Linked DNA regions of Homo sapiens: region 2 is linked to region 1. A link is a loop called in an ENCODE intact Hi-C map of the cell type or tissue named here. Cell type or tissue: endothelial cell of umbilical vein. All regions are shown on one strand. Links, peaks and the distances in the headings refer to the core of each region. The heading gives the core; the rest is flanking DNA. Region 1 has its middle 15 kb from the start of IRGC. Region 2 overlaps KCNN4 (potassium calcium-activated channel subfamily N member 4).

What was found. Peaks named below come from ENCODE experiments on the same cell type or tissue, not always from the same donor. Only the 100,000 strongest peaks of a DNase experiment are listed, where the experiment ranks them.
Region 2: a loop joins it to region 1, with 1.8 times the contacts of the local background. A loop is called at or near these places in 3 of 110 quality-filtered maps.

The regions. Positions count from the first base shown.
Region 1 is chr19:43,692,706-43,709,217 of GRCh38, reverse strand. It overlaps the pseudogene LOC105372412. Among named protein-coding and RNA genes, the nearest start is that of IRGC, 15 kb to the left of the region's middle. RefSeq lists enhancers at 7,656-7,715, 7,806-7,855, 7,866-7,915, 8,274-8,774. In endothelial cell of umbilical vein, for the core only: no CTCF peak of the experiment used is centred there; DNase peaks (open chromatin) are centred at 7,747, 8,467 and 9,407; H3K4me3 peaks cover 1,051 bases; H3K27ac peaks cover 1,909 bases.
Region 2 is chr19:43,756,736-43,769,175 of GRCh38, reverse strand. It overlaps KCNN4 (potassium calcium-activated channel subfamily N member 4), which reads left to right. Exons shown (of 9, transcript NM_002250.3): 7 at 144-213; 8 at 1,469-1,636; 9 at 2,087-2,643. The coding sequence ends at 1,633. Among named protein-coding and RNA genes, the nearest start is that of SMG9, 8.0 kb to the right of the region's middle. RefSeq lists silencers at 2,757-2,920, 4,484-4,709 and enhancers at 3,307-3,396, 3,827-4,056, 4,077-4,136. In endothelial cell of umbilical vein, for the core only: a CTCF peak has its summit at 2,519 (motif pointing left); DNase peaks (open chromatin) are centred at 2,515 and 3,795; H3K27ac peaks cover 824 bases.

The sequences.
Region 1 (16,512 bases), core at 5,807-10,806:
TAGCAAGAGGCAGAGTCTCTTTCCCCTTCCCTTAAATTTGGGCCAGTCTGGTGACATTCTTTGTCACAAGAAGTGACACTCTGGGACTCCCAAGCCCAGGCCTTAACAGGTGGCAGCTCCTGTTTTCTCCTTCTTTCTCCAGAACTACTATGCAAAGAGGTCCTGCTACCGTGCTGGAGAGACCTCATGTAGAGACTGCAGCCACATGGAGATGAGCTTGAAGCCATCCAGGACATTTCAGCCACAGATGAGCTCCAGCTGAATGCAGGCACAGGTGTAACCCCAGCCAACACCACATGGGGGGCAGAAGAACCATACAGCTGAGCCCAGCCAACCCACAGGCTTTCCAGAAACAAGCCAGGAGTGAGGTGGGACTCTTCTACATTCAGTGACTCAATTTGGTCAGAACTAAGGACAATGAGGAACTGGCCTTGGGTGCAAAATTTAAGGGAGTGCGAAAAATTGAGTCATTGAGATAAATTATATTTTAATGCAATTTTTAATGCAATATTTTAACTAATAAAAATTAATGCCAAAAAATCCATGGTTTGTTCTTTTGTTTTTTTAGACAGAGTCTTCCTCTGTCGCCCAGACTGGAGTGTGATCTGGGTTCATTGCAACCTCTGCCTCCCGGGTTCAAGCGATTCTCGTGCCTCAGCCACTTGAGTAGCTGAAATTACAGGCGCCTGCCACCATGCCCAGCTAATTTTTGTATTTTTAGTAGAGACAGGGTTTCACCATGTTGTCCAGGCTGGTCTCAAACCCCTGACCTCAAGTGATCCACCCTCCTTGCCCTCACAAAATGTTGGGCTTACTGGCGTGAGCCACCGTGCCCAGCCCTGATATTTTCATGAACAAAATATCAAAATTCTAAATAAAGACCAATGCCACACCAAGCCCTAAATATACACTCCAGCTTTGATGGAAAAATAACTCATCAATAATGTTTTCAAAATCTACATCTTGGCTTATTTCATTTTCAATTGAGAGAATCTCCACGCTTGACAATTTCTCTTAACCAAGTGATGATGTTCAATAATTTTTAATTAACTTAAGCTGAAATAAAATTATAATACATTTTATATTGTTGTAATTAAAATATTTTAACTTGAAATAGCGTGAGTTTTAATACACCCACTCAAGAATTTTTCAATATTATTTTGACTACTTTAATGTTCTGGAAAAAAATTAGCCACTGAAAAAACATGAAGGGCCAGGCACGGTGGCTCACACCTGTAATCCCAGCACTTTGGGAGGCTAAGGCGGGCAGATGACCTGAGATCAGGAGTGTGAGACCAGCCTGGCCAACATGGCAAAACCCTGTCTCTACTAAAAATACAAAAATTAGCTGGGCATGGTGGCATGTGCCTGTAGTTCCAGCTACTTGGGAGGCTGAGGCAGGAGAATTGCTTGAACTCGAGGGGCGGTGGTTGCAGTGAGCCAAGATCATGCCACTGCACTCCAGCCTGGGTGACAGAAAGAGACTCTGTCTCAAAAAAACAAAAAAATTACATGAAGGCCAGGTGCAGAGGCTCACACCTGTAATCTCAGCACTTTGGGAGGCCGAGGTGGGCGGATTGCTTCAGCCCAGGAGTTCGAGACCAGCCTGCGAAACGTGACAAAACCCGGTCTCTACAAAAATTAGCTGAGCTTGGTGGCAGGCGTCTATAGCCCCAGCTACTTTGGAGGCTGTGGTAGGAGGATGGCTTGAGGCCAGGAGGCGGAGGTTGCATTTAGCTGAGATCAAGCCAGTACACTCCAGCTTGGGCAACAGAGCCAGGCCTTGTCTCAAAAACACAAAACAAAAATGAAACCATGACAGAGGGGCATGGGTAAATAGTGCCTTTTGTGTCAGGCCCCACGTGGCTCAGCGCAACACTGGTCAGAACCCCACGTTGTGACCTTGGAAGGTTCAGAGAGAGAGGGTGGGAGGAGGCAGAAGGGATGGCTGGGAAGTTGGATTCGGCCTGATGGAGAGAAATAGGTGTTCTCCATGCAGGAAGGCCCCAGATGAAACACTTGAGGCAAATCTGACAACACTTATTAATGAATTAAACGCACACATTTCCTTCAGTTGAGCACCCCTGCTCCTAAAGATCTATCTGATGGAACTTTTCATGACTGAAGGAATTTCATTGACCACTCCCTGGAGCCTGCAGGGGAAAAAGGATGTCTAGGGGGCCCCATCTGGATGGAAATGGCACATGGGGAGTGGGGCACACCCGGGGAGGTGAGGGCCACTTCACTGTTTCTTACTTCTTCTCTCTTTTTTTTTTTCTTGAGACAGAGTCTCGCTCTGTCACCCAGGCTGGAGTGTAGTGACATGATTTAAGCTTACTGCAACCTATGCCTCCCAGGTTCAAGCGATTCTGCCTCAGCCTCCGGAGTAGCTAGGATTACAGGTGACCGCCACCACACCTGGCTAATTTTTCTATTTTTCAGTAAAGACAGGGTTTCACCATGTTGGCCAGGTTGGTCTCAAACCCCCAACTTCAAATGGTCCTCCCACCTTGGCCTCCCAAAGTGCTGGGATGACAGGTGTGACCCACCGCACCTGGCCTCTTACTTCTAATTTTTAAGTGTAACTTTCAATTTCATTTAATTACACATTTTTGAATTTTTTAAAACATGCATGAAAGGGATATGATATCCAAGCTTTTTTTTTTTTCTGAGACAGAGTCCTGCTCTGTTGCCCAGGCTGGAGTGCAGTGGTGCAATCTTGGTTCACTGCAACCTCCGCCTCCTGGATTCAAGCGATTCTCCTGCCTCAGCCTCCTGAGTAGCTGGGATTACAGGCATGCAACACCACGCCCGGCTAATTTTTGTATTTTTAGTAGAAACAGGGTTTCACCATGTTGGTCAGGCTGGTTTCGAACTCCTGACCTCGTGATCCACCAGCCTCAGCCTCCCAAAGTGCTGGAATTACAGGTGTGAGCCACTGCACCTGCCCCAAACTTTTAAAATTCATTAGAAATTATTCAGGACACAGAGACACATAACAGATGATAACTGTCTTGTCAGGAGGATGTTTACTGCTGCATCTCTCATAGTGGGAGGGACAAAAGAGAAAACAGCGTCAATTCCCCTCAATAGGACGATGACTGCTGAATAAATGTTGGTAGATCCATGCCATAGGCCATGGAAACCACACCACACAGCCATTAGAAAGGGTGAATCAAATGACTCGGAGGGTTGAGAAAAGCAAGATGCAGAGAGTTGGCCAGGCACAGTGGCTCTTGCCTGTCATCCCAGCACTTTGGGATGCCAGGGTGGGCAGATCGCTTGAGCCTAGTAGTTCGAGACCAGCCTGGGCAACATAGTGAGATCCCATCTCTACAAAACATATACATACAGCTCAGCATGAGGGTGCATGCCTGTGGTCCCAGCTACGTGGGAGGCTGAGGTGGAAGAATCACTTGAGCCCGGGAGATCAAGGCTGCAGTGAGCTATGAGCACCCCTATGAAGGAGTCTGTGGGGGAGAGAAGAGAAAGGTGAGGAGAGAGCCAAGCAGAAAAGAAGAGAAAACTTTCCTTAAAAAATTAAAGGTGGCTGGGCATAGTGGCTCACCCTGATAATTGTAATCCCAGCACCTTGGGAGTTCGAGGCAGGAAAGTTGCTTGAGCTCAGGAGTTTGAGAACAGCCTGGGCAACATAGGGAGACCAGAAAGAGAAAGGAAGGAACCGGGCATGGTGGCTCATGCCTGTAATCCCGCACTTTGGGAGGCCGAGGCGGGTGGATCACCTGAGGTCAGGGGTTCAAGACCAGCCTGACCAACATGGTGAAACCCCGTCTCTACTAAAAATACAAAAAAAAAAAAAATTAGCCAGAAGCAGTGGCATGCACCTGTAGTCCCACCTACTTGGGAGGCTGAGAGAATCACTTGAACCTGGGAGGCGGAGGTTGCAGAGAGTTGAGATCATGCCACTGCACTCCAGCCTGGGCAACAGAGTGAGCCTCCATCTCAAAAAAAAAAAAAAAAGGAAGAAGGGAGGGAGGGAGGGAGAGAGAGAGAGAAAGAAAGGAAGGAAGGAAAGGAGAGAGAAGCGGAGGGGAAAGGAGGGGAGGGGAGGGAAAGGAGAAGGAAAGGAAAGGAAGAAGGAAGGAAGGAAGAAAGAGCTGGGCATGGTGGCACATGACTGTGGTCCCAGCTACTCAGGAGGCTGAGGCAGGAGGATCACTTGAGCCCAGGAGGTTGAGGCTGCAGTGAGCTATTGATAGCACCATTGCCCTCCAGCCTGGGCAACAGAGTGAGACCTTGTCTGAAAAAAAAAAAATCAAAAGCATGCCTGTAGGTGGCAAAATTGGAAATACCATGTTCAGGATAGAGGTGATCTCAGGTGAGGAGAGAGGAAAGGAGCTGTGGCCAGGGACAGCTATGGCCACTGGGTATGTATTTCAAATGTTTTGATGTTTCTTGTCTTTCAACTGAGTGCCAAGAGACTCCACTTATTCTTTATTTGTTTTTGTTTGTTTTAAATAATTTATAGTAAAATTTTAAAACTTGAATAATATGCCTACATGTATGCCCCTATGGAAAATTAGCAATGTACAATAACATCAAATTCTTCACCCAGGTTAGCCCCACCCCATCCCCAAAGTCCCTTTTACCCCTGCAGATTCCAGGACCATTAAATGACTGTTTTCCACAAATGTTTCCTGACCACCTGCCATGGACTCTGGACTCAGCCAGGACAGGTCATATCCGGGACCCATCCCCCGAGACTCCAGTCTGGCAGAGATGTTGCTTCCTTCCTCACCACCCCCAGGTTCCTTCACACCCATACCTTGGGGTAGGCAACCTTCACAACGGGAGGCCATGTTGGGTAACAGACAGAAACGGGACCCATGACCCAAAGGGCACTCCCCCTCCCCAATAATGACAGTAAGGGCCACCATTTACCTGTGTTGAACTCTGAATTCCAGGCGCTGTTCTGAGTTCTGTGTATGTGTGGACTCTCTCAACCTTTGTGTCCACTCTGTGAGCAGGAACCACTATTGTCCCATTTCACAAATGGGAAAGCTGAGGTCAAGGTACTCACCTGAGGCCACTAGTAACTGAACTAGTGACTGGGCTCAGTGGCTCACAAAATGGTGGTAATCCCAGCATTTTGGGAGGCCGAGGCAGGCAGATTGCCGGAGCTCAGGAGTTGGAGACCAGCCTGGGCAACATGGCAAAACTCCATCTCTACTAAATATACAAAAATTAGCTGGGCATGGTGGCACGCCTGTAATCCCAGCTATTGGGGAGGCTGAGGGAGGAGAATCACTTGAACCTGGGAGGCAGAGGCTGCAGTGAGCTGAGTTTGCGCCACTTCACTCCAGCCTGAGTGACAGAGTGAGACTCTGTTTCCAAAGGTAAAAAACAAAAACAAAAACAAAAAAACAACTAGTAACTGGCAAAGTGTTGGCTTTCGAACCCAGACAGACTGGAACCTGAGTACATCCTCTGAACCACTATGCTGAGCTCTGTGGCTATGTCTCTTGTACGCATATTCAACTAGTCACTTTTTTTTTTTTTTGAGTCAGGGTCTCACTCTGTCGCCCAGGCTGGAGTGCAGTGGCGCGATCGCAGCTCACGGCAGCCTCAACCTCCCAGGCTCAAGTGATCCTCCCACCTCAGCCTCCTGAGTAGCTGGGAACACTGGTGTGTGCCCCCACACCCAGGCTAATTTTTGATTTTTTTGTAGAGACAGGTGAACTAGTCACTTTTGATATGAGCTTTCTATGAAGGATTTAGAAGAATGTCACAGATCCATGGGTGAAGGGAGATCTCCCCTGAAGGATTAGGATATTCTAGGCCTTCTGCAAACAGGCAGGGATGGGTGTGGGTTATGCTAAGCTCTCAGTATGCTTTATTTTATTCCATCCTCCCTCCCAGAAAGGATGTGTCCGTCCTACAAGAGTCGAAAGCATGGGCTCTGATGCACAGGGAAGTATTTATGGGTGAAATATGATATCTGGGATTTGCTTTAAATGTCTCAGCACAAAAAGGAAAGAAGGGAAGAGGGAGGGAATATAGGAAGGCAAGAAGGGAGAAAGGAAGAAAGAAGTATGAAGGAGAGGAGGGAGAAAGAGAGAGAGGAGGAAAGAAGGGAGAAAGGAAGGAGGGAGAGAGAAAGAGCAAAGGAGGGAGGGTAAAAGCAAAGGAAAGGCCAGGAGCAGTGGCTCACGTTGTAATCCCAGCACTTTGGGAGGCCAAGGCGGGCGGGTCACTTGAGGTCAGGAATTCGAGACAGGCCTAGCCAACAAGGTGAAACCCCGTCTCTACTAAAAATACAAAAATCAGCTGGGCACGGTAATGCGTGCCTGTAATCCCAGCTACTCTGGAGGCTGAGGCAGGAGAATCGCTGGAACCTGGGTGGCGGAGGTTGCAGGGAGCCGAGATCACGCCACCGCACTCCAGCATGGGCAACAGAGCAAGAGACTCCATCTCAAAAAAAAAAAAGCAAAAGAGAGAGGTGAGGAGGGAGGAAGAGGGGAAGGTGTAGGAAAGGAGGAGGCAGGGAAGGGGGAAGGAAGAGAGAGATAATTTGGCAAAATGTGCATAATTTTGGACACTGAGAGATTGATACTGAAGGGTCATTTAATGACTGCTTCCAGCTGCAAACATCTCCTGGGCGCCTGCTATGGGCTCTGGGCTCAGTCACATTTTGGTCCCATCATAGATTGGGGTATCAGTCTGTCATAGATATTATACTATTTTCTCTACTTTTGTGTATATTTGGACATTTTCTTAATGTTTAAGGGGGGGAAATTTTATCTTCTAGAGTCAGACAGATGTGTGTTCAGTCCCAATGTTCTTCATACTAGCAGTCTCTTAGCCTCCTTCAGCCTCAGTTTCTTCCTCTATACAATGTGGATAAATAATAGCACAGTCCTCATGATTAACAACCTGAAGACATGACTATTTCAATTGGTTGAAAGCTTAGGGTGGGCCAAGCCTTGTGCTTAATGTACCTTACAATAACACCTTACAATATGGGAACACAAGGCTCAGAGATGTTATGAAACTTGTCCAAGACTACACTGCAGATAAATTGTGAATCCACACCACAAACCCAGGTCTGTTTGAGTCTAAAGATCTTTTATTTTTTTTCAATTTTTTTATTTTAATTTTTTTTTTTTTCCTGAGACGGAGTCTCACTTTGTCGCCCAGGCTGGAGTGCAGTGGCGCGATCTTGGCTCACTGCAAGCTCCACCTCCCAGGTTCACGCCATTCTCCTGCCTCAGCCTCCCGAGTAGCTGGGACTACAGGTGCCCACCACCACGCCTGGCTAATATTTTTTTTTTTTTGTATTTTTAGTAGAGACGGGGTTTCACCATGTTAGCCAGGATGGTCTTGATCTCCTGACCAGCTGGGACTACAGCTATACCTGTAGTCCACCACCATGCTAGGCTAACTTTTCAATGTTTTGTAGAGATGGGATCTTGCTATATTGCCCAGGCTGGTCTTGAACTCCTGGCCTCAAGCAATCCTCCTACCTCAGCCTCCCAAAATCACACTGTGATTACAGGCATGAACCACTGCGTCTGACCCACATTAACTGTTTCTTACTGCATCTGCCTTGGAGCCTTTGCCTTTCCAGTTCCCTCTGCCTGGAATGTCCTCCTCCCCCACCTCAGACAACTGCATGGCCTTCTCCCTTGCCCCACGTAGGTCTTTACTTCCTCAATTAGGTCTTTACTTACGTCACCTTACTGAGGCTCTTACTCACCATGTATAAGATCATATCTCTTTGGCAGCGTTCCCCATTCTCCTTCCCCGCACTGTTTCCTTCCTAGTACTCACTGATATGTGATGTACGATATGTGATATTTATTTATTATGTGTCTCCTCCACTAAAATACCACTTCCATAAGAGCACAGAATTTTGTCTGTATCGCCAGTGTCTCATTTACAAAAGAATACATAGCTTGTGACTGATAAAGATTTGTTAGATGAATGTTAAATGAATTGTTTCTATTCTTTCGGTTGGGCTTTCTGTTACTTTCAGTTTTTGTTTTTGAGACGGAGTCTCGCTTTGTTGCCCAGGCTGGAGTGCAGTGACGCAATCTCAGCTCACTGCAACCTCCGCCTCCCAGGTTCAAGTGATTCTCCTGCCTCAGCTTCCTGAGTGACTGGGAACACAGGCACTCGCCACCATGCCCGGCTAAGTTTTTGTATTTTTAGTAGAGACGGGTTTCGTCCTATTGGCCAGGCTGGTCTCAAACTCCTGACCTCAAGTAATCTGCCGGCCTCGGCCTCCCAAAGTGCTGGGATTACAGGCGGGAGCCACTGCGCCTGGCGGGGGCGGTCTCTTTCAAGCCCCCTAGAGCCACGCCGCCTAATCTGTCTGGTGCATGGCCTGGAGTGATTTCTTAGGTAGCCCTCCCTCCCACTGTCATAGCCCCCAGGCACTGGGATTACAGGCGTGAACCACTGCGCTCAGCCACTTTCAGCAGAAAGCAAATGGTTCCTGGCATTCTGCCTGTGGTGAGCAACCCAGTTTCACTTCTCCGCTCAATCCTCTGAGTTCAGTTCCAGATGCAGCATTTGGTCTTATGCCCACCCTGGCCAGACACTGTTGTCGGTTTGTCCCCTCCAGGTTCACCAGTTGAAGTAACTTAACCTCCCCTGGCCTCAGAGGAGAGAGGACCACATCAGGGCCCTCTTTGAGGCTAAAACTTCAGAAAAAGGAAACTCAAACCACTTGGCATTGTGAGATGTGATTCATTCAGATCTGGTTACAGCTGGGAGATTGGGCCCACACAGAAGAGGGGCTCCTCACCCCACCCATGCCCCCTGCCCCGTCTTGGCCCATGGTGGGGGTGGAGGAGGCTGCTCTGAAAACCTTGGAAGAGGGTGTATCGGATCCTCAAGCCCCGCCTTGGCTGCCCAGGATTTTGCTAGACCCCAAACAGGGAGAACAAAAGAGAAGTTGCTTGTCAATGTGTGGGAGAAGAGACACATCCCTGGTGTCTGGGAGCAGCCGGATATTGGGTATCCCCTCGTTTGAAGAAGGAGGCTTAGTAACTTGAGGAAGAAGAACAGCCCTCTTCTGAGGGAGGAGGTTTGGCCTTGGGGAAGGTGCTAATCTGAGGGGGGAGGTATAGCGCCCCGCCCCAACTTAGTTGAGCAGACGCCTGATCTCAGCAGCAGGTGAGTGGCCTTAGTCTGAGCGGGGAAGACACACCCTAGGCTGATGGAGGCATGGCCTTTGGGACCCTGGTGTGAGGAAAGAGGACTTAGCCTTGAGTAAGCCCTGAGTCTGGAGCAGAAGGTCTGGCTTTGGGAAACGCTAGTCTGAGGGAGGAAGCTCATCCCTGCTTCCTGAGTTTCTCACCAGAGGCTTCCAGGTCTCCGCATTGCCCCAGCAGAGGGGAGCCAGGGCACCATCTAGCGACGTGCCGAACAAGCAGGTGGAGGGGGCCTCCCGGGCGGCGGGGTGGTCCAGGCGGGATTCCTTAGCACAGCGTCGCGGTTGCCAGGACTACCACCAGAACCGGGAGGGAGAGGCGGAGGCCGGGCGCGGCGCCCGAGCGGCAGTGGGACTCTAGGACGGCGCGGCGGTGGGGGCTGCAGTGGCTCGACAGCCAGTGTCTTGGGAGCACAGAGAGCCCGTGGGTCCAGTCCAGGGCGCTGCACAGGTCTCGGGAGCCGCAGCCGCGTACGTTCACGTTCCGGCCGCCTGCCGAGACGGAGACAGGGTGCAAGGAGGGGACGTGGGGGCGCGCGCAGGCAGAAGGCCACCCCCGCGCGCACCCAAGCGCACACGCGCGCGCCTTGCACACGCACAGGGCCCGCGAGCCCCTCGAGTCCATGTCCTTCGTGAAAGCTCATCAGGAATGTTCTTTTCTTTGAGCTGGGAGCTGGTCACGGCTGTCTCTCTCTCGTTGTCACTCTTTCTACCTTACACGTATGTTACAGGTGTGTTTTCACTCGTGTGCAATGTTTGTTTCCTTTTTTAAAAACTTTTTTTAAAAAAATGAGACAGAGTCTCGCTCTGTCACCCAGGCTGGAGTGCAGTGGCACAATCACAGCTCACTGCAGCCTCGACCTCCTGGGCTCTGGTGATCCTCCCACCCCAGCCTCCTGAGTAGCTGCGACTGCAGGCCGTAGCACCAGGCCCAGCTAATTATTTTGAAAATTTTTTGTAGAGATAGGGTCTGCCTCTGTTGCCCAGGCTGGTCTCAAACTTCCAGGCTCAAGCGATCCTGGCCTCCTAGAGAGCTGGGATTACAGGTGTGAGCTACCACACCTGGCCCAGAAAATTTTAAATTACACACGTGTCTTACATTACATTTCTTTCAGAAAGCACTGATATAGTTTAGTGGATTATCTTATTCAATTCTCACAACAGTCTTAGGACTTAGCGACTGTTGTTATTCCCGTTTTGTTGTTGTTTTTTCTTTTTTTTTTTTTGAGACGAGGTTATGAAACTTGTCCAAGACTACACTGCAGATAAATTGTGAATCCACACCACAAACCCAGGTCTGTTTGAGTCCAAAGATCTTTTATTTTTTTCAGTTTTTTAATTTTATTTATTTTTTTTTTCTGAGACGGGATCTCGCTTTGTCGCCCAGGCTGGAGTGCAGTGGCGCCATCTCGGCTCACTGCAAGCTCCGCCTCCCGGGTTCACGCCATTCTCCTTCCTCAGCCTCCTGAGTAGCTGGGGCTACAGGCACCTGCCACCACGCCCGGCCAATTTTTTGTATTTTTAGTAGAGATGGGGTTTCACCATGTTAGCCAGGATGGTCTCGATCTCCTGACCTCGTGATCCGCCCGCCTTGGCCTCCCAAAGTGCTGGGATTACAGGTGTGAGCCACCACGTCCGGCCCTCCCCTGTTTTTTAAAGAACTTGTTGCATACCAAGTTATCCCCTTTTACAGATGGAGAAATTGAGGCACAGAGAGGCAAAGTCACCTGGTCAAGGTCACCCAGCTCAGGTGGTGGATTCAGCATTTGAACCCAGGCAGCCTGGCCCTAGAGTCCTGTTCTTATGCCCTTTACTCTGTCACCTCCCTCATGAGTTCACTTTGTCCTCACAACGCCCTTCAAGGTGTGTGTCTACCATCCCCAATTACCAGAAGAGAAAACAGAGGCTCAAAGAGATAAAGTCACTTGCCTTGAGCTACACAGAGTAAAGGGTGGAGGGGAGACTCCAAACTCAAGCACACCAGTATCCAAATCTAACGTGCTAAGGCTCACTCGTGCACACACACATGTGCACACACACACACATGCTGTCCCCATTACCTTCTTCACACACACACACACACACACACATGTGCTGTCCCCATTACCTTCTTCAGACGTTAGGTCCAGCTGGACACACTCAGATTCCCCACTGGGACACTGCATGTAGAAGGAGGAATTGCAGGGCTCCAAGTAGCTCCCAGGACATGTAGGACACAATATCTCACTCAGGGTGTGTGAGGCCAGATGAGCTGCTGTGTAGAAGAGGATGAAGGTCAGTCAGAAGGAATCTCAGGACCTCCCGGGGCCCCGAGTGCACTCCTAGGCTCTACCACATTGTCACGAACTTAATATTGTCATGACCTTGGTGGGATTTCCTCCCAAGCTGGGATCAGGGTGCCTGAGGGCAGCCTGGTTGGGGTTGAGTGATGTTCCTTCCTGCATTCCTTCCTCAACTCTGCCTCCAGAGTCACCCACCACCTCCTTGGCCACCCATCTGACTGCTTTCTGGTGACAGCATACCGAGAGGGGTGGGCTCCTGGTAGTTGCCTTGGCAACAGGTGGTGTTGACGCAGAAGCCAAAGCCAACACCATAGGTCAGGGCATAGATGGAGTTGCCAAATTTGCAGTCCTTGGAGGTCACGCAGAAACCGTTTCTCCAGGAGACAGGGTTACCTTCGCCAAAGCCTGGAGAGAGATGGAGGCCAGGCTAGTGAGGAAAGGCAATCACAACCCACCACCCAACCGAACTCCCCAAATCTCTCTGAGTATTTCCCTGATGGCATTCACTCTGCCTGAGATCTCCCCATAATACATCCAAAGCTGGTCATTGTTCATTAAGACACATTAAGTTCAGGCTTGGGGCAATTGTTCATGCCTGTAATCCCAGCACTTTGGGACAGGAGGATCACTTGAGCCCAGGAGTTCAAGACCAGCCTGGCCAATATAGTGGGACCCCCCGCCTCTACAAAAAATAAAATAAAATTAGCCAGGCATAGTGATGCAGTCCCACCTACTTGGGAGGGTCGCTTGAGCCCAGGAGGTCAAGGCTGCAGTGATCCAAGGTTGTGCCACTGCACTCCACCCTGGGTGACAGAGTGAGACCTTGTCTCAAAACAACAACAACAGTTAAAAATCACATAGTTCAGAAAGCCTTCCATGATCCCCTGCCTTCTCTCCTTAGGGTTTCAATTAATAGGGTGGCTCTGTATCTGTGAGGTCTCCCCACCCTGTCTATGAGCACCTCATGGACTTAGTAAGAAACTTCTCTAAGATCCCAGAAATGTCCAGAACTGGAGCCTGGAACACTATCTTTACTATGTCTCTTTATGCTGTAAAAAGATAGCAAAGAGCCGGTTTCAAGTTCAACTCCTCTTCCCGTTTACAGAAGAGTCCACTTTTCCTTCTATGGGGAGAGAGTGACAGGAGCCTTAAGTGGGGCTGCCTGCCCAGAGTGTTGTAGTAGATACCAAGATGGCCACAACTGTATCTCCCATCCTGCATGCTCTTGTGCAACATAATCTTGCCACTCTCTCATCAAGAGGTGGAATCTGTTACGTCACCCCTTAAATCTGAGCCTGCCTTGGGATTTGCTCTGACCAATAGACTGTGGCAGAAGTGACACTGTGACAGTTCTGGGTCTATCCCTTAGAAGGCCTGGTTGTTCCCACTTCTTCCTTCTCAGAAGCCGGCCACCGTACTATAAGGAAGCTCAAGCTAGGAAACTGACTAGTGAGAGCTCAGAGGAGCGAGGCTCTCCCCAGCTGTCTTAAACATTCCAGGTGCAGTCAAGCTCCCAGCTGAATGCAATCACATAAGTGACCTCAGCCTTTACCACTTAGAGCAGAAGAACTGCCCAGCTGAGCCCAGTCAGCTGCAGAATTGTGAGAAATAACAAATACTTGTCTAATCCAAGAAGCTTTTTTTCAATTGTGATTTTTTTTTTGAAAATCACACTGTATAAAATATACCCTCTTAATGTTTTTTTTAAAAAAATAGAGATGGGGGGAGTCTCACTATGTTGCCCAGGCTGGTCTTGAACTTCTGGCCTCAAGTGATTCTCCTGCCTTGGCCTCCCTAAGTGCTGGGATTACAGGCATAAACCATCATGTGTGGCTTTCTTAACAATTTTTTTTTTTTGAGACGGAGTCTCACTCTGTCACCCAGGCTGGAGTGAAGTGGTGTGATCTTGGCTCACCGCAACCTCTGCCTCCCGGGTTCAAGCAATTCTCCTGCCTCAGCCTCCCAAGTAGCTGGGACTACAGGCGCATACCACCAAGCCCGGCTAATTTTTGTATTTTTAGTAGAGACAAGGTTCAAAGCATGGCCTTGAACTCCTGACCTCAGATGATCCGCTGGCCTTGGCCTCCCAAAGTGCTGGGATTAAAGGCATGAACCACTGCGCCCGGCTGGCCTTCTTAACAATTTTTAAGTGCACAATTCAGTAATGTTAACTATATTCACATTGTTGAGTGTAACAGCTCTCTAGAACTCATTTTGCACAACTGAAACTCTGTACCCATTGAACAACTCCCATTCCCCCGTCCCCCAACCTCTGGCAACCACCATTCTATCTTCTGTTTCAATGATTTTGACTACTCTAGATAACTCAGTGAAATCATACAGTATTTGTCTTTTTATGACTGGTTAAGCCACTAAGTTCTGGCCAGTTTGTTATTCAGCAGTAACTTAAACAACTATGGCAGCAGATTTCAAACTCACACCCTCCACTGCACCCTAGCCTCTGCCCTGCATGTCCAGGAAAAGGCTACAATGGCTGAAGCTAGGCAGCAAAGTGGGAGAGTGAGGATAGGTCTTGCTGTACCCCAAGCCCTATTTCTGTCCCCATGGGCACTCACCTGTGATGCCTGCCATCTGAAGGCAGTAGTGATTATCCTCTGGGCATGGAAGGGGGCCACAGCTGTGGAGGTCTCAGCAGGTGAAGCAGTCGGTGGTCTCAGCTTTGGTGTGGGTCACAGTTGCATGAGGACCTGGGGACAGAGGAAGATGAACTGGATGGAAGACAACCAGTGTGCATGCACGTGCATGGAGCTGAGTTTCCAGGCACATCAGTATGTGCCCATGAGTGCGCAAAAGTGCCTTTTGTGCGCACTTCTGCAAGAATGCCATTTGTGTGTGCAAGTTTGCAGGCCTGTTAAGTCTGTGTGCACATCTGGCTGTGCCTTCCTGTGTTGAATTGTCTGTGTGTTTCTGAAACTGTCTGCAGGAGGTCAGGGATGTGTGTTTTTGTAGCTCTGCAGGACACTGTGTGAGTAGGTGTTTACCTGCGTGTCTGTATAAACAAAGGCGTGTGTTTATGTGTATGTGTATAAGGCTGGTTTTATGGGTATGTGTGTGTTTCTGTGGCTGGGTGTGTCTGTGTTTCCATCAAGGTGTGGGGGTGCTTGTATATATATATATGTTGGTATACAGATGTGAACGTTCATGGATGTTGGTAATGTATTTCAGCTTGCCTGTGTATATTTTGTGCTTTTGTATGTTTGTGGGTGTTTATGCCTGTCTCTTTCCCATGTCATATATATGAAAGCCTGTGTGTCCATGCATAGATATGTTCTGTGTCTGTGTCCACAGGGATCATGTGTGCAAAAATTCCGCGTCCCACATTTCTGTTGTTAGTCTTCCTATTTTGCCCTTTTTCTTTCCATCTTGTAAATTTCGAGCTCCCAAGTCAGCCTTTTTTCTTCATTGTGATAATTAATTAAATCCGCTGCTCAGGGCTGGTCACAGTGACTCACACCTGTAATCCCAGCACTTTGGGGGGCCTAGGCAGGTGGATCACCTGAGGTCAGGAGTTCGAGACCAGCCTGGCCAACATGGCAAAACCCCATCTCTACTAAAAATACAAAAATTCACCAGGCTTGGTGGTGGGTACCTGCAATCCCAGCTACCTGGGAAGCTGAGGCAGGGAAAATCGCTTGAACCCAGGAGGTGGAGGTTGCAGTGAGCCAAGATCGCACCATTGCACTCCAGCCTGGCCGACAGAGAGAGACTCTGTCTCACAAAAAAAAAAAAAAAAAAAAAAAAATCCATTGCTTAGTTTAAAAAAGGAAAACTCCTGGCAGCTGGAGATTTGAAGAAGCTAAGGTGAGAATGTTTCGGCTTTGCCTGCAAATTCAGTAACTACACTCTCCTATCAGCCTTTTTTTTTTTCTGAGACAGAGTCTCTCTCTGTCACCCAGGCTGGAGTGCGGTGGCGCAATCTCGGCTCACTGCAAGCTCCACCTCCCGGGTTCACACCGTTCTCCTGCCTCAGCCTCCTGAGTAGCTGGGACTACAGGTGCCAGCCACCACGCCCAGCTAATTTTTTGTATTTTTAGTAGAGACAGGCTTTTGTCGTATTAGCCAGGATGGTCTCGATCTCCTGACCTCGTGATCCGCCCATCTCGGCCTCCCAAAGTGCTGGGATTACAATCATGAGCCACCGCGCCCGGCCAGTAAACACACTCTCTTTTGCATCACAGAATGGTTCTTCAGCTTTGGCAACGTAGGGAGGACCTCACCTCTAAAAAAAAAATTGAAAAATCAGCTGGGTGTAGCAGTGTGTGCCTGTGGTGCTAGCTGCTCAGGAGGCTGAGGTGGGAAGATTGCATGAGCTTGGAAAGTCAAGGCTGCATTGAACCATGATCGTGCCACTGCACTTCAGCCTGGGTAATAGACGGCGACTCTGTCTCTAAACACACATACACACACACACACACACACACACACACACACACACACACACACACACAGAGAGAGAGAATGGTCCTTTCTGGTGTAGTTTCTGACAAAGTTTCCTCTACATCTCTGGAGCTGAGGGAATGCAGCTGTATCCAGAGAAAATTGCCTTTCTCACCTCTAAAACGTCTATCCCTCTGTTCAGTTGGTTGAATTGCTTAATAAACTGTGGCCCCAGTAAATACTATTTCAATTAGCATATCACTTTTGCGGAAGACAAAACTTCTTGTGACTGTTCTTTGTTAAGCCAAAAGAAGACTATTGGCAAATCTGTCTTCTTTCACAAGCAAGGAAGTGAAGAAAAGAGGGAAAACACCATCAGATTTATCTTTTCTTTTCTTCCTTTTTTTTTTTTTGAGAAGGGGTCTTGCCCTATCACCCAGGCTGGAGTATAGTGACACAATCTCAGCTCACTGCGACCTCCGCCTCCCGGGCTCAAGCCATCCTCCCACCTCAGCCTTCCAAGTAGGTGGGACCACAGGTGCATGCCACCATGCCTGGCTTTGTTTTGTTGTTGTTGTTGTTTTGTTGAGATGGTGTTTTGCCATGCTGCCCAGGCTCAGATCCATTTAAAGAGAACGTGGATCTTTAACCTCA
Region 2 (12,440 bases), core at 365-5,364, 65 kb before region 1:
CCCTCCCACTCTTTCAGCTCTTCGACAACTTTGTTTCTTTGTTTTGTTTCTTCATGTGCCTCTCCTCCCTTCATTCCTCCCCTGAGCTACAGCTACATTCAGGGACCAGGCTTGTAAAACTGACTCCCCACTTCTTCCCACAGGTTCCGCCAGGTGCGGCTGAAACACCGGAAGCTCCGGGAACAAGTGAACTCCATGGTGGACATCTCCAAGGTACTAGGATCCCGTGGGAGGAGGTCTTGAAGAAGGGGGAGGTTGGGGCCACAGGGAGGGAAATCTGGCCCTAGAACAGGGAACCTTGGCAGGGGCCTGGCACACACAGCCTGTCAGTAAAGGTCTGTGGTTGAATGAAGGAAGGAAGGAATGAATGATGCAACACAGAGCTTCTTACATTCATGAAAGGCACAGATCCCTTACAAACTGAAAAAAAAAAAATTGCACAAAGAACCCCAGTGTTTGGTTTCAAATTATCTTTATTGTTAAGTTACTTACATGTGGACGGATATAAAATTCCTTCCAACTACAGCTCATACAATAAAACCAAAGCAAATTTACAAACCAAGCCCATAGACGGCAAAACCAATACAATTAAAATGAACAACACTGACAAGGACACAGGTGACATTGTTTCCGTAAAACTCAATCTCTGCTGCTCTTGTGGAGGGGTACTCAGGGCAACAGGGACGTCCATGCAAGTTTGCCTGGCCAAGGCGTGACTCAGCTACCCGCCCCCTTCTTCTGCTGAGACCATTTGATTTCGCCAGTGCTTAGGGACAATGATGTCACAACACCCCCTTGGCCTGGCTCACAGCATCTTCTGCTTATCTGGTGGCCTTTGCTTTTTCTCGTTAGCCCACGACAGTTCAAACAGTGGCCCCTGGCAGCAATGCCATGGTAAGCACGGTCACAGATGCAGGCCCCAAAACCGCATGGCAGGTCTCAGTGACGAGGCAGTGGCCCAGATCTGCAGGAATTGGCAGGTGGTAATTTCTGAAGGTTATCAAGCCAAAAACACAGAATTCAAGAATTTCCATAGAAAATCCACAAACCCTCAGGGATCAACTAGTGAATCCTAGCCAGAGAATGCAGTAAAAGACTATGTGGATTTGGAAGTCAGGCATCATCCATGCTAGAAATATCTAATGAGCACCTGCTATGTTCTAGGTCTTATTTCAGGAGCTGCTTTGGGCATGTCATTTAACTGTTCCATGCCTGTTTCCTCAGCTGTAAGACAGGAACAGGATTCCCACTCCCTGTGGCTTTTGGGAGGATTTTAAACCATATAGGGAAACACCTGGGCAGGTAGCTGGGAAGTGGTAGGTGGTCAATACATGGTAACAGTTATTGTCGAGGGTAATCCTCAGAGGACCATAAGGATGTGGTCAATATTGGTTCCATTGCCTTACGCTATGGAGTAGGTGGGGGTCGACCCCAGCCCCGACACCTCTGATCCTCTCCTCCCACCCAGATGCACATGATCCTGTATGACCTGCAGCAGAATCTGAGCAGCTCACACCGGGCCCTGGAGAAACAGATTGACACGCTGGCGGGGAAGCTGGATGCCCTGACTGAGCTGCTTAGCACTGCCCTGGGGCCGAGGCAGCTTCCAGAACCCAGCCAGCAGTCCAAGTAGCTGGTGAGGGGGCTGGGACTTGGGCAGGAAGGCATCCTGGAGGAAGGGTTCCTGTGGCCAGCACCCTATGTGGCTAAGGGGGCGGGGGATGGCTGGGAGACAAGGCCGCCTTTTCTCATCAGCTCTGGCACTGTCTGGAGGAAAGGACTCAGTTCGGGGCTGGACTGGCAGTGAAGGAAGATGGTGTACCCTCTCCCCTTCACTGACCCTTGATGGCCTTCTCCCTCTTTGCTTGGTCTCTCTCTCTCTCTCTGCCTGTCCTGGGCACATTGTCTGGCTGTCCATCCAATGTCTCTGTCTAAATGCCCTCCTGCCCCCTGGCCTCGGGGCCCGGAAACACCTGCCCCCTGTCTCCCACTTCTGCCCACCGGTTTCTGTCTGCACCTCGGTGTGTCCCACTCTCACTCTCCCTCTTCCTGGCCTGCCTCTCCATCAGTCTCTCTGTCTCTCCAGGACCCACGAGGAGGAACCAGGCTACTTTCCCCAGTACTGAGGTGGTGGACATCGTCTCTGCCACTCCTGACCCAGCCCTGAACAAAGCACCTCAAGTGCAAGGACCAAAGGGGGCCCTGGCTTGGAGTGGGTTGGCTTGCTGATGGCTGCTGGAGGGGACGCTGGCTAAAGTGGGTAGGCCTTGGCCCACCTGAGGCCCCAGGTGGGAACATGGTCACCCCCACTCTGCATACCCTCATCAAAAACACTCTCACTATGCTGCTATGGACGACCTCCAGCTCTCAGTTACAAGTGCAGGCGACTGGAGGCAGGACTCCTGGGTCCCTGGGAAAGAGGGTACTAGGGGCCCGGATCCAGGATTCTGGGAGGCTTCAGTTACCGCTGGCCGAGCTGAAGAACTGGGTATGAGGCTGGGGCGGGGCTGGAGGTGGCGCCCCCTGGTGGGACAACAAAGAGGACACCATTTTTCCAGAGCTGCAGAGAGCACCTGGTGGGGAGGAAGAAGTGTAACTCACCAGCCTCTGCTCTTATCTTTGTAATAAATGTTAAAGCCAGAAGTTGCCATTTCTCTCTAAACATATCTACACTCCTAACTGGCAGACCGTCCAGTGGAAGACTGTTGCCTTGTCTGAACCTGTCTCAGAGGCCTTCTCCTGTAAGTGCCCTCCCAACTCTGTAGGCTGGGCAGTCCTCAGCAACAGTCCCCTGCCCAGATCTGAGGCAAAGAGCAACAGCTTTGAACTCAGACAGATCAGGGTCCAAATCCTGGTTCTACCATCCACTGGTGGTGTGATCTTGGGTAAGTGGCTTCACCTCTGAACAGTTTACCTCACCTGTGAAATGGGACTGCCTCCCCATGGAACTGCTGTGAAGATTAAAACATGGAGTAGCCCAGAGGCATTTAGTAGGAACCAAATATGTGAGAGAGAATCTTTTTTTTTTTTTTTTGAGATGGAGTCTTGCTCTGTCACCCAGGCTGGAGTACAGTGGCGCGATTTCGGCTCACTGCAACCTCCGCCTCCAGAGTTCAAGCGATTCTCCTGCCTTAGTCCCCAAGTAGCTGGGATTACAGGCACCTGCCACCACGCCTGGCTAATTTTTGTATTTTTAGTAGAGATGGGGTTTCACTATGTTGCAGATGCTGGTCTTGAACTCCTGGGCTCAAGCAATCTGCCCGCCTCAGCCTCCCAAAGTGCTGGGATTACAAGCGTGAGCCACTGTCCCTGGCCAAGAATCATTTTTATTATTGTTTTTGATTTTCACACACAATGCGTGGCTGCCCTTTTTCTGATTTTTTGTTGCTTTTCTCCCTCTATTCATGCCTTACCAGAATCTAGATGACAACTCACTCATCAAGAGACTAACAGAGGCCCCAAACCTCCCCAAACCACCCACATACCCGTTTCACATCCGCTCAAGAGAGGATGTGAAAGGGAAGGGGGCAAAGGAGGGGGGCTGGCACTTCCAGAGGCCCTACTGTGTGCCCAGCTCTGTTTATAAGTCACCATAACCACTCTCCTGACCCTCGTTACCCCACTGCACAGATGTAGAAACCGAGGTTTCAAGAGGAGCCAGGCCTCCCCTCAGGCCCCCAGCCGGAAGCTAGGAATACGGGCTGGAGAGCCCAGATTCACACCCATCCCGCCCCACTGCAAGGTGAGTCAGAGGCAGAGTGGCCTTGGGCCACAAACCGAGGACTGACTTCCCGCCGCAACTTCATTCCAGCTTGAGAGGCTGATTCATTCTTGCTTCCCTCCTCTTGAGGGGAAGATCAGGCTGCGAGTCATCCTTTTCTGTTGAGCTATCTTTGGATTTCCCTTAAAGTCCACAGCCAGCCTCGCCCCTTCATCCCTGAGAGCTAAATTGGAGCCTCCGCCACCCACTGCCACGAACTGCCCTTCCTCTGGAGGCCAGCCCACCTGGGGAGTAAAGGCGGGGACTCAAGAAAGGAACTGGATGAGACCTCCAGATATTGCTGACACCCTTCCCCTGCAAGAAGCTCTCCTGGCAGTGTTGCCAAAGCCCCTGCCAAACTCATTCTTCTGGGACCTCTCTTTCCTTGCCTCCACTCCCTTTTAGCTGGCAAACACTCCTTCCTACGCCTCCTGTAGGCCTCGGCTAATATGTCCCCTCCTCCAGGAGGCCCTGTCTGATACTCCTATAGCCTCATAAACCTATCCCTATCACGATAATAATATTGGGTCTGGCCAGGCATGGTGGCTCACGCCTGTAATTCCAGCACTTTGGGAGGCCGAGGCAGGCAGATCACCTGAGGCCAGGAGTTCGAGACCAGCCTGGCCAAAATGGTGAAACCCTGTCTATACTGAAAATACAAAAATTAGCCAGGCGTGGTGGTGTGTGCCTGTAATCCCAGCTACTCGGGAGTCTGAGGCAGGAGATCACTTGAACCCAGGAGGCGGAGTTTGCCGTGAGCCGAGATCGTGCCACTGCACTCCAGCCTGGGTGACAGAGCAAGACTCCATCTCAAACAACAACAACAACGACAACGACAACAAATTAGCCAGGTGTGGGGGCACACACCTGTGGTCCCAGCTACTTGGGAGGGTAAGGTGGGAGGAACACTTGAAGAGGCTGGGAAGTCGAGGCTGCAGTGAGCTGTGGTCGTGCCACTGCACTCCAGCCTGGGTGACAAAGTGAGACCCTGTCTCAAGTAGTAGTAGTAGTAGTAATAATAATAATAATAATAATAATAATAATAATAATAATAATAATAATAATGGGTCAAGCACCACGCTAAGCCCTTTTAATAAGTGACCTCACAAAAGGAGGCAAGGTAGGCAATGTTGGTCCCATTTTACAGATGAGGTAACTGCCCGAAGCCATAGCAAAGCAGTTTGGAGCCAGGATGTGACCCAGGCAGCCTGACCCCAGAGCCCCAGCACTTAGCCACCTGGCGCATTCAGACACTCAGGAGACCATCACATTGTATTTTCATTTTTGTTCATGATTGCGTCTTCAACACCAAGGGCCTGACATAGACAGGGCCTCAGTGAATGTCATTAAACGAACCCTCTGAATGCCTGGGATGGCCTGAAGCCACCCCATGTTGGTTTCAGCTGAGCCATCCCATGTTGATTTCAGCTGAGGCAAGGTCAGAACCAGTGAAAAGGGGCTTTTGACTAAGAACCTAGGAGAACATACAAGAGATCCTGTGTTCTGAATTATCTTGGATCTGCCCTGGCCCGCCTGCCCTCATTCTCCACTGTGGGGCTCAAGCCTGGATGCCCCCACTTCTGGCAGGTTTTGCACCCCCCTCACCAAATCAACACTTCCTGAAGGCCCTGAGCCAGGAGCTGGGCTGCAGACATGAATCAGAGGGCTCTGTCCTCCAGGAGCTGAGTCTCATGGTGATTTTGGCTCCTTCCTTCTCCTATTTCTGTTCTGCCTGCACTCTCATGAGGACTGGGTGGGGGAAAGGCGGTCCAGAGAGGGCAGGGGCTTCCCAGGGTCATACAGCCAGTCACGGGCCTTTCCCCTTCATAAATCCCCCAACTGCCCTTGAGGACCTTTCTAACACCCACACACTTCCCATTCCTCCCACTGCCCTCCTGTCAAAGTCTAGCTCTGAGTCCAGCTCTTTTTTTTTTAGAGACAGAGTCTTGCTCTGTCACCCAGGCTGGAGTACAGTGGTACAATCGTAGCTCACTGCAGCCTCGAATTCCTGCACTCAAGTGATCCTCCTGCCTCAGCCTCCCAAGCAGCTGGGACTACAGCTGTGTGCCACCATGCCTGCCCCCTTTTTTTCTTTAACTGACATATATTTTAACATACAATAAAGTACACAAATTTTAAATGTAATCTCAATATATTTCTTCAAATACATTCACCTGAGTAGCCATCACTCAGATCAAGCTAGAAGTGTCTAGCCCCCTAAAGCTCTCATTTCCCTCCCAGCCAACAGCCCCCTTCATCCCAGGAACCACCATCCTGACCTGTCTTGATTCCTTTTGTTCAACTTTGAACTTTGGAAGGAACCCTGCTGCACGCCCTGGTGTGTATCTGTGTCTTGGGCTCTGCAGGGTGGTGGTGAGATTCAGCCATGCTGCTCATCCTTTTCATTACACAGTAGTATTCCATTGTGTCAGTATGCCCACAAGCCTCACCCGGGGGACTCTGCAAGCTCAGTCTCTCCCCGTCTTCTGGCCTCCCCTTCTCCTCCCTGTCCTGGCTGCTCAGGCCACTAGGCTCCTCTTCCTTCCCAAACTGCCTGCTGCTCTCCCCTCCTTCTTGCCCCATCCACTCAGAATAAAAATAAACATCACTAACATTTATTCAGTTCTTTGTTGTAGAGACGGGGGTCTCACTATGTTGCCCAGGCTGGTCTCAAACTCCTGGGCTCAAGAGATCCTCCCACCTTGGCCTCCCAAAGTGCTGGGATTACAGGCAGGAGCCACCATGCCCAGCCCAGCTATTTATTATGGTCCATAAAGGAAGCTGTATCATCATCATCAACACCAGACTGGCAGTCCAAAGGCATGCTTTAAGCTTTTATGTTGTGTGGAATAGCTGCTAACATATACAAACCAGGAGAGTGCTTTTTATAATTTGGAGGGGGTGTCAAATGATAAAACTTTCCTTTCTTTTTCCAGGATGAGCTGGCCCTTCTTCAAGTCAAGTCTAGCCCCCTCACCCTGTCCACACCTCCTCAAAAAACAGCTCCAAAGTCTCCTGGTCTCTTTTCCCTCTATCATTCCCATCTGCACACAAACATGCTATAATTTCTCCCATCTTATAAACATCCCACTGGAACTTTCAGAAGCATTTTAGATTCTCCATTTTCCTTAAAGTTCACTATTCACCAAACTGCAAAATATCTGTCGCTCTGTCACCTAGGCTGGAGTGCAGTGGCGTGATCTCGGCTCACTGCAACCTCTGCCTCTCAGCTTCAAGCAATTCTCGTGCCTCGGCCTCCCGAGTGTAGCTGGGATTACAGGTATGCACCTCCACCACGCCCAGCTAATTTTTTGTATTTTTAGTAGAGATGGGGTTTCATTATGTTGGCCAGGCTGGTCTCGAACTCCTAGCCTCACGTGTTCTGCCTGCCTCTGCCTCCGCCTCCCAAAGTGCTGGGATTACAGATGTGAGCCACCAAGCCCGGCCATAAAGTTGGTTCTAAACTCCTGCTACATAGAATGACATAAAAGACTTTGCCAGACATAAAGAGCTAAAGATGCCAGACACACGGAAGACATGCTGTAAGATTTCATTCGCATGAAGTTCAAAAACAGACACAACGAATCTCTGTGCCTGTTTTTGAAAGGCATTAGATGGGTGGTTGCTTCTGGAGCAGGGGAATTGACAGGGAAAGAGCACAAGGAAGACGTCTGGGTGCTGGAAATGTTCTCTGATTAGCGGTTACATGGATGCATAAATTTGTGAAAATTCATTACCTGGTACACTTAAGATCTGTGCCCTTTATATACTTTACCACACTTAAGTTATATGTCACCCAAAAAGAAAATAAATAAAAATAAAGAAAAATAAGTACTTATACATTTTTCCTGATAGATACTGAGAAGGTTCCATAACACAGTTAGATGGGGGATCAAAAGTCATGTCTTTTCCATGGTGGACCCCACATCTGCCTCCAGCTGCTGCCCCGTGTCTCTGCTCCTTAGTCCATTATCTTCTCTTTGGAACCCTTTGATCCCATGGCGCCAGGTCATCCCCTCTCCTGACACTCCTGGCTCCATCTCAGCCCCTCTCCAGGATCCTGGCTTCTACATGCGGGATGCTCAGGCCTAGTCCCTGCTCTCTTCAACCTCTCAGCCTAGATGATCTCAGCAAATCATAGCTTTAAATATCATCTATAAATAGGCAGCTCCAAAATTTAGCATACTTGTATAGTTATTAACAAAATGACAGGTTATCTGTGATTTTCTTAAAACAAACAAAACTCCAGGGGGTGGCGGGAAGTATGCTTATATGTGGGAGGGAAAAATAGAAGACATAAGACAAGAAAAATGCAGATGTCTGTCAATATTGGGCGATGGGTACGTGGGAGTCTCTTCATACCATAACATCTTTGTGTGTATTTTTAAAACTCTGTAGTGACTGTAATCCCAGCCTTTGGGAGGCTGATGGGGTGGATTGCTTGAACCCAGGGGTTCGAGACCAGCCTAGGCAGCATAGTGAACCCTCATCTCTAAAAAATTAGCCGGGTGTGCTAGAGCATATGTGGTCCCAGCTACTTGGGAGGCTGAGGCAGGAGGATTGCTTGAGCTCGGGAGGTGGAGGTTGCAGGGAGCCAAGATCGTGCCATTGCATTCCAGCCTGGGTGACAGTGCAAGACTTTGTCTCAAAATAAATTAATTAATTAAACTAAATTCTGTGACGCAAAGTCAGAAAGTCTTTATCTACAAACCCCGGCTTTTTCCCCTAACTCCAACCACTTATTTGATGACCAACGTGCATCTCAAAGTTAAGAATTTCAAAGCTTGTTGATTTCCCATCAAAAGTACTTTTCCTCATCCCGGTAAAAAGCCTCAGTCTTAGGCCGGGCGTGGTGGCTCACGCCTGTAATCTCAGCACTTTGGGAGGCTGAGGCGGGTGGATCACGAGGTCAGGAGATCGAGACCATCCTGGCTAACATGGTGAAACCCCGACTCTACTAAAAATACAAAAAAATTAGCCGGGCGTGGTGGTGGGCACCTGTAGTCCCAGCTACTCGGGAGGCTGAGGCAGGAGAATGGCATGAACCCAGGAAGCGGAGCTTGCAGTGAGCCGAGATCACGCCACTGTACTCCAGCCTGGGCGACAGAGCAAGACTCCATCTCAAAAAAAAAAAAAAAAAAAAAAAAAAAAAAGTCTCAGTCTTCAGGCAGTTGGCCAGGACCAAAACCTCTCGAACTTTTTTTTTTTAATTATTATTATACTTTAAGTTTTAGGGTACATGTGCACAATGTGCAGGTTTGTTACATATGTATACATGTGCCATGCTGGTGTGCTGCACCCATTAACTCGTCATTTAGCATTAGGTATATCTCCTAATGCTATCCCTCCCCCCTCCCCGCTAGAACTTTTTTTAATGCTGCAAATAACATGATGTTTTAATATATGTACACATTGTGGAATGGCTAAATCAAGCTAATTAACATATGCATTATTTCACATACTTATTTTTTTGTGGTGTGAGAAAACTTAAAATCTATTATTTTAGTAAGTTTCAAGCATATAACACATTGTTATGAATGAGAGTCACCCTGTTGTACAACAGATCTCTAGGATGACTTTCAAGTCACCCCTGATTCATGCTTCCTCTCACACCCCATGTTTAATTTCTTGGCGCTACCTTCAAAAAAGATCCCAGTTCCTGACCCTTCTCAACTCATCTATTAGCACCACCCTCTTCCAGAACCACTATCCTTTCTTGCCCAGGCAAGGACACCAGCTTTCTCATCTCCTGCTTCCGCCCCTGCAGGCCATTCTCCTCACAGCAACCAGCACTGTTTTCACTGAACATTTTTGCGCATAGCTAATAATTACGTGGTTTAAAAAAACAACAACGCTTTTTAAGTTCCCATAGCCCTGACCCACATCTGTCTATAACCCTCATCCCTATAGGCAATCACTGTTAATTTTTGTTGTTCACTGGAGAAGTCTTTGTAAACATTAATTGGAACAAGCCGGTGCTTGTTTGTAGCCCTGCAATGGCTTTGTTACATTTGGAAGTAAATTCCAAATGCTTACCATGGCCTGTAAGACTTTATGTAAACTGGCCCTGTCTACAGCTCCGTCTCTAAATAATCCTGCCCTTCTTTCCCTCCCTTGCTCTGTTTCAGCCACTCTGGCCACCTTGACCATCCTTGGACAGCCAGGCCCACTCCCACTTTGGGGTCTTTTACTGGCCGTTCTTCAGCATCTTTAGATGGCTCATTTCCTGACCTTCCTTAACTGCATTCAGGCCTCTGATCAAATGTCATCCCCTCAAAGCGGCCTTCCCTGGCCACCTGTCACTCTCTGTGACCTCTATCACTGTCAATTCCTGTAACCTGACTTTTTTTTTTTTTTTTGAGACAGAGTCTCGCTCTGTTGCCCAGGCTGGAGTGCAGTGGTGCGATCTTGGCTCACTGCAAGCTCCGCCTCCCAGGTTCATGTCATTCTCCTGCCTCAGCCTCCGGAGTAGCTGGGACTACAGGCGCCCGCCACCACGCTTGGCTAATTTTTTGTATTTTTAGTAGAGACGGGGTTTCACCATGTTAGCCAGGATGGTCTCGATCTCCTGACCTTATGATCTGCCCGCCTCGGCCTCCCAAAGTGCTGGGATTACAGGCGTGAGCCACTGCGCCCGGCACCTGACTTTATTTTTAATTGAAAAATAAAAATTGTATATATTTATGGTGTACAACATGTTTTGTATATTTATACATTGTACAATGGCTAAATCAAGCTAATTAACATATGCATTATTTCACATATTTATCATTTTTGTGGTGAGGACACTGAAAATTTATCCTCTTAGCAATTTTCAAGTATACATTGTTACTAACTATAGTTACCATGTTGTGGACTGGATCTCTTGAATTTATTCCTCCTGTCTAAATGAAATTTTGTATCCTTTGCAATGTCTTCCCAATCCTCACCCCCGATTTTCTTTTCTTCCAAGCATCCTTTATCTGATGTCATCTGCCCCACTAGAATATCTGCTCCCAAAGGGCAGGTGCTTTTCCTATTCATTACAGGATCTCCAGCCTACAGCTGTGCCTGGCAGATGACTAGAGTTCCATAATTCATTCAACATATAAATGAAAGAAATGAACAAAAAGTGAAAAAGAGATGAACAGGGCCAGGCGCAGTGGCTCACACCTGTAGTCCCAGCACTTTGGGAAGCTGAGGTGGAAGGATTGATTGAGGCCAGCCTCGGCAACATGGTGAAACTCTGTCTCTACAAGAAATACAAAAATTAGCCGGGTGTGGTGGCACATGCCTGTAGTCTCAGCTACTCGGGAGGCTGAGACAGGAGAATTGCTTGAACCTGGGAAGCTGAGGCTGCAGTGAGCTATGATCATGCCACTGTACTCCAGCCTGGGTGACAGAGGGAGACCCTGTCTCAAAAACAAAAAATAAAGACATGAACAGATCATTTGGCAATGGCTCTCAAAATTCCCAATGTGCATACCCTTTGACCCAGCAATTCTACTTGCACTTCAAATGAGATAGTCTACTGACAATACTAACATATACATGCAGCCACGTGTACCAGGATATTAACTGTAGCATAATCTCAGCACTTTGGGAGGCTGAGGCAGGAGGACTGCTTGAGCCAGGAGTTTGAGACAGCCTGGGCAACATAGTGAAACCCCGTCTCTACAAAAAATAGAAAATTAGCTGGGTGTGGTAGCACATGCCTGTGGTCCCAGCTACTCCTCAGGCTGAGGTGGGAGGATTGCTTAAGCCCAGGAGGTTGAGGCTGCAGTGAGCCACAACTGTATTACATGACTCCAGCCTGGGCGAGACAGCAAGAACATGTCTGAAAAAGAAAAAATTAGAAAACAGAAACATACACACAAACCCCTGCAGTAAATGTTTGTAAGAGCAGAAGTTCAGCAACAGTCTAAATGCTCATCAACAGAGAAAGTGTTAAAGTATGATATATCTCCAGAACAGCATACCATGCCACTAATACAAAAGGCAGCTCACTGGGTGCCTGACTGTACTGCTGACTCATCACCAGGCTGGCTCCCCGGTGCCAGGGAAAAAGTGTAGGCTTGCTCTGGAGTGAGACAGGCTTGGGTTTGAATCCAGGCCCGGGTTTGAATCCAGGCCCTGCTGCTTCCTGCCTATGGGGACTTCGGTAAGGCCCTTCTCTCTTCCAGGCTCATTTGTCTACATCTGTTTTTTTTTTTTTTTTTTTTTTTTTTTGAGACAGAGCCTTACTCTGTCACCCAGGCTGGAGTGCAGTGGTGCGATATCAGCTCACTGCAACCTCCACCTCCTGGGTTCAAGTGATTCTCGTGCCTCGGCCTCCCGAGCAGCTGGCATTACAGGCGCATGCCACCACACCCGGCTAATTTTTGTACTTTTAGTAGAGATGGGGTTTCGCTATGTTGGCCAGGCTGGTCTTGAACTCCTGACCTCAGGTGATCTGCCTGCCTCGGCCTCCCAAAGTGCTGAGATTACAAGCGTGAGTCACTGCGCGGACCAACATCTGTTAAACAAATTAGGGGAGAAGATTATAGTGATGTATATAAAGCAGAGAGCACACAGCCTGGTACACAGTGGGTCCAAGGTCAATGCCAGGCCTCCTCTTTCCCTCTTTTAAGAAAATTCTACCTCTGAGGGTTGCCCTGACGTGAAACTGGCAATCGTGAGTGATCTGGGGTTGAGAAATTCA